Linked DNA regions of Homo sapiens: region 2 is linked to region 1. A link is an interaction called in ENCODE POLR2A ChIA-PET data of the cell type or tissue named here. Cell type or tissue: Caco-2. All regions are shown on one strand. Links, peaks and the distances in the headings refer to the core of each region. The heading gives the core; the rest is flanking DNA.

Region 1 (2,928 bases), core at 295-2,794:
CCTCCCAAAGTACTGAGAATATAGGCATGAACCACCGCATGTGGCTCCCACATTGCTTCTCTACACTCCTTCCCCTTAGAACCATCTTTACTCCAATACAGATTCCTATCTAGGTCAATGGATTTTGACAAAAATTCAGTAAGAAATGTCTTTTAAATTGTAGCACAGTATCTATAAATACAATGAACTTAAAAGTTTCAATAAATATCCTTAACTGGACACAATACATGCTACTTTTTGTATACTATTTTACTTTGAAAATACTGGTAGCAACTCATTACCATTGATTTCATCACCTACGAATAGAGCTCAATCCCCATTTTGTAAAATGCTTATTGCTTGCAGTGGTTATTCTACCTCTAGCTTCTCACTTAATAGCCATCCCCCCAAATTCCTCTCCAAACATATTACTAACAACTATGATAGCAAATGCTGTGATAGGCCTTGAGTTTGCTATATGTGTTTAAGTTCTTCAAAAAAGCATAAACCAGGGATTTTATCAAACTTTCCTGAGAAATTTTCCCCAAACTATACATATTTACTACATATCTACTGATATCAGAAGATTCAGTAGATACAGAGTGAGATTTGGACATATGTAATGTTGGGAAAAGCTTCCCAGGTAATAGCACCTTTTTAAAAATATATATATATACGTCTATATAGTATTTTGCAAGTAGGTGGCAATGCTATGCTTGAAATACAAGGGTGGGAATGGCTGCAGTCATTTTTTTTATTTCAACAGGGTTTTGGGGAACAGGTGTTATTTGGTTACATGAATAAGATCTTTAGTGGTGACTTCTGAGATTTTAGTGTACCTGTCACCCCAAGGTGATAGCAACTTAATGATCTGAGGTCCCTTCCACTGTTATGAAACAAATATTTGTGTAGGAAAAGGAGTCTGGTAACGGACTAGACACAGACAAGAAAATGAAATCTCAGATAAGCAGAGGGACTTAAGTGTGATTAAAAAGCCACCAGTAAGGCAGGCATTAGAATCCAGCTCACCTGATTGCCAGTCCATTTCAGAAAGTTCCCACTAGGAAAATGAAGTCTCCCTATCAGTGTCCCTTCTCCTTCTGCAGTGACCTTTTCTTTATCAGAAACTCCCCAGGGCACCTTGGCTTACTAAATGCTAATTAGATTTCCTCCACCTGCTCTGGGATTTAGAGGGCAGTGCTAATGCAGCGCCCTCCTCAACTAACAAAGCCACTGGCATTCCTGGTATGCAGGGGCTGGCCTCCAGTTTAGTCAACATCAATTAAAGGGCTCCTATCCAAAGCCCTAAGGAGGAAGACAGAAAAGGGAGGGGTATTCCTTGATCCAAAAAATGAAGTACAGTCACTGATTGGGATTGATTGTTACTGTGGAGCTGGGTGGGACCAGGGAAAATTCTGGGAGGTAGGAATGGAATCTGGGTGAGGCAAGCAAACTGATGACCATTCATCATCTTCTCACTCCCCCAAGGAATGCTATTGTTGAGCTTGAGGGGATGAAGCCTTGGATCGCAAAAAGCCTTCATCCAAAAATAACTTAAGAAACACTTCCCTTTCTCTTCTTGTTTCAATACACAGGTCCAAATTCCGCAGTCCAGAATGACAAGTCCTCCATAATTCTATCCCGCTCTATGGAGGCATCAGAATTTCGTGAATATTCAGCCACTAACTGGCAAAGTTCAGCCTGGATGTTCAGCCATTAACTGCTGTGTAATTATGGACCAGTTACAGTTTTCTCTGGGCTTTGATTTTTCTCATTTGCAGCACTCAGTTGATTTCAAAATTAAATAAGACAATGAATATACATATGTTTTATAAACTATAAGGTGGTGTAGAGTTCTAATACAACTCCTAACACAAACTCAATTCAATGCAAACATTTACTGAGTTCCTAGAATAGTGTTTATACAGAGTTGGCACACAAACATTATCAAGTATTAGCTGTTAGATGCACAAAAACCATACCGAGTTCTTAATGATAGGGAAATCACAGTCCAGTGTAGGAGACAAGCTCTTTAACATAATATGATGAGTACTAAAATAGGCTGGGCACAGTGGCTCACGCCTGTAATCCCAGCACTTTGGGAGGCCGAGGCAGGTGGATCACCTGAGGTCAGGAGTTCAAGGCCAGCCTGGCCAACATGGCGAAATTAGATTTCCGTCTCTACTAAAAATACAAAAATTAGCCAGGTACAGTGGTGCATGTCTGTAGTCCCAGCTACTTGGGAGGCTGAGGCAGGAGAATTGCTTGAACCCAGGAGGTGGAGGTTGCAGTAAACTGAGATCACACCACTGTATTCCAGGCTGGGCGACAGAGCAAGACTCCATCTCAAAAAAAAAAAAAAAAAAAAAAAAGATGAGTACTAAAATAGAATATGCACAAAGTGAGGATGGGGGGTTAATTTACCCTGCTACCAAAGAGCAGGGGTTAAGGATTATCAAAAACCTTCTATATTCACTATATTTTCTCCAAGCCCTATCCCCAATTACATTCTATTCCCCATCCAGACTATGATGGCGAATAGAATGTAATTGGGGATAGGGCTTGGAGAAAATATAGTGGAGAAGCAACTCAAATGGTTGCTTCTCAAATGATCCTCCAGAACAACATATTCATTAGAATCTCCCCATCTTTATTCACAAAGTTACATGAGAAATTTTAAAAACCCACTAACCATCCAAGGAGTATTTAAGCTTCCATTATGTGCAAGGTATTCTTAAGGATGCAAAAAAATACAAGACAGGTCCCTGAACCCAATGAATTTACCATCTAGCAAGGGAGATAAGTCATATACAAAATTATGATACTAAGGTATATTCCTGAGCCATACAGTATCTCAGGGGTAAAGGGGAACATAGCTCAAATATCTGGAGGAGCTCCAAATTGAAAACTTCTGTTTTCTTTTCCCCCATCAACTTGGACCAAGAGTCA
Region 2 (2,928 bases), core at 175-2,674, 67 kb after region 1:
TCAGCCTCCTGAGTAAGCTGGGACTACAGGCGCCTGCCACCACACCCGGCTAATTTTTTTTTTTTTTTTTTTTTTTTTTTTTTTGTAGAGACAGGGTTTCACCGTGTTAGCCAGGATGGTCTCAATCTCCTGACCTTGTGATCTGCCGGCCTTGGCCTCCCAAAAGGAACTTTGAATTTTTATAACAAATAAACCAAATAAATTTCATGACCAGTAAGATACAAAGGAACAAAGTCCACAATGTATTGTCTTGATAACTAAGAAAATAAGATACATGAAACATGTTTGTGAACTGTAAAGCAATGCCTAAATAATAGTCATGTTATTAGTAACAATTATGAACAGTAAAGGTATAGCAGAAAATTTTTGAAAAGTCATGAGCTATGTTAATTCAATGACCAGCTGCCTGAATGACAGTTTAAAAACCACCTAAACTCCTGGTGTCTTCTTTATAAAGGTCCCCCAGAAACTATCCAGTGTGCTGATAATGGCTAGAAATTCGCTGGACTCCATTTATGGTAATGCTGGGTCCAAACTGCACAACAGCTAACTGGAGCCTTAGTTGATCACAGGCCAATCTAGGGCTCCTGGCAACAGTAGAATGTCCAAGTTCAGGGAGGGATGCTGACCATGACTTAAAATACTTTCTTACAAAAGCCATACTAAATCATTTCAATACAGTGATTAAGGTTGCTTTGGGCCCTTTTCTTTTTCTTTTTTTTTTTTTTTGAGATGGAGTCTTGCTCTGCTGCCCCCCGCTGGAGTGCAATGGCACCATCTCGGCTCACTGAAACCTCCGCCTCCCAAGTTCCAGCAATTCTCCTGCCTCAGCCTCCCAAGGAGCTGGGATTACAGGAGCCTACCACCACAGCTAGCTAATTTTTGTATTTTTAGTAGAGATGGGTTTCATCATGTTAGTCAGGCTGGTCTCGAACTCCTGACCTCAGGTGATCCGCCTGTCTTGGCCTCCCAAAGTGCTGGGGTTACAGGTATGAGCCACCGTGCCCGGCCCGCTTTCTGCCCTTTTCTTAACGCTTTTACTATCTTTTAATTCTGAAGATTAACTGGGGAGAAATTATAATCAGATGTTACTCTCACCTGTTTTTTTAATTATACATAGATTGCAGACTGAATACAAATATTGATCAGAAGCCAAAACACCCCACACATTACTTATCAATCAACCCAGGCCAATCTGTCTTTCAACTGTACATTTTTGTGTTCTTGCCTCACCACTTAGTAAAATAAACATAAGAATAAATAGCAATCCAATCCAAATAAGCATCTCTCATCTATAATTATCTGAAGCAACGGATTTAAAGATGGGTAGAGTTAATCCACCTCACCAAGTACATCTTCAATGCCTGTTCAGTCATGCTTCAATGTCTACATTCAATTTATAGAGAATATGAATATATAACATTGTAGAGGGAGGCTTCTGGCAGATCCAGTCTGACAAGAACAAAAGGTCAAATAGTTCTTTTGCTATTCTGTGACAGTTGAAGAGTCTCTGGGTTGGAGAGTTATGTCTAGATCTGGAATGGATCACTCACACAATTAAGTTCTTGTCAGACCTAAAAACATGACAGCACAACTTTCCCCAGGCAAAAGGACAGCCAGATGGAAAGCAACTATTTTTCTCAACCTATCTCAAAATTTGAAATAAGAATGAGAATAATGGAAAAAACCTTTCTAAGTTTTAGAATATACTTCTACTTTGGTTGCTGGGGTTCTTATTTTCAGGTGGCATTTGGAAATCTTAGGAAAACATAATCTGATTTCTTTCCTCATTGGAAATGGGTTGCTCAAGTGAAAAACTAACCCTCTTATCACCTTTTAACTCAGAAACTGAGCACTAAAAGCTATTATGGTGTAGACAGTACTCAACTATTGAATCCATACGTTTATTCATTATACACTGACTTATACAACACTGTTTGCAATGTAGAATTTAGATATTCATATCTCAGCTGATGAGTAAACATTTTGAGTTTTTTCCTGCTGATGCTGCCTGCAAGCAACAGTTCAGTTTTGGCATTTTCATCATCTTTGTCTGACTTGAATTTTTGTTTTTGTTCAATTATTGGCAAAATAGAAGTATTGCACCAAAGACAAATTATTAGGCTTGCTATAGGTGGCAAGTATTTGGCTTCAACCAGATATTCATTGTGTGATCAACTATCAAGGAAAAGAATGTATAAAGTTTTGGAAATACATTGGTGAAAACACTATCAAAAAGGCAAGATGCCTTGAGAAGGACCTTTCCTCCTTCCACATATACAGTATATGAACACATTTAAGACTACTGTTCAACTTTCAGCGATGTGACTTCGTTATACATTTTGGAGACTTAATATGTACTAAAATAGGGGACTACATATTGCCTAAAGGTTAGACTCTAAATCAATTATTAGTGACTAAGTTCAGCACAGGTTCACAGAAGATTAAGAGATAAAAGGATCCATAGAGCTTACCTACTTCAAAATGTGATAGTACTATAGATGAAAAAACTGGAGGTCACAAAGATTATTTTACTTGCCTAATGCTCTACAACTACATTTATGGTAATGCTGGGTCCAGAACCTGGGGTTTCTCTAACTCAGCAATCTTTCCATCACTATTATTTTGTTAACCTCTGTCATGTTAACATTACAATGCTATCAGGTCCCTCAAAAATCATGGGAGGCATAATTCCTGATAGCCTTGGAAATTATAGTGCCTCCAGGTTCTGGGTCTATAAATGTCCCTCATTCCACAAAATTAATATGGTATCTAGTAAGACCTGAATGCCAAATCAATACAGGCTGATGCTGCAAATATTTTTAAAATGTTTTCTGCATTTTATCTTCTAGGTCTATGGTTAAATGTCACTTTTTCAGACATGCCTTTTCTAGCAAGCTTATCTATGCTTTCCTGTTCTTCATATAA

Evidence for each region. ChIA-PET counts read pairs that join two places held together with the same protein. Peaks named below come from ENCODE experiments on the same cell type or tissue, not always from the same donor. Only the 100,000 strongest peaks of a DNase experiment are listed, where the experiment ranks them.
Region 2: POLR2A ChIA-PET joins it to region 1 with 9 read pairs; 4 of 35 experiments call an interaction of 5 or more read pairs at or near these places.

Annotation. Positions count from the first base shown.
Region 1 is chr11:78,364,259-78,367,186 of GRCh38, forward strand. The region is part of intron 1 of GAB2 (GRB2 associated binding protein 2); the gene reads right to left. Among named protein-coding and RNA genes, the nearest start is that of GAB2, 52 kb to the right of the region's middle. RefSeq lists an enhancer at 858-1,770. In Caco-2, for the core only: no CTCF peak of the experiment used is centred there; a DNase peak (open chromatin) is centred at 1,273.
Region 2 is chr11:78,431,649-78,434,576 of GRCh38, forward strand. No RefSeq gene overlaps it. Among named protein-coding and RNA genes, the nearest start is that of LINC02728, 3.3 kb to the left of the region's middle. In Caco-2, for the core only: a CTCF peak has its summit at 789 (motif pointing left); no DNase peak of the experiment used is centred there.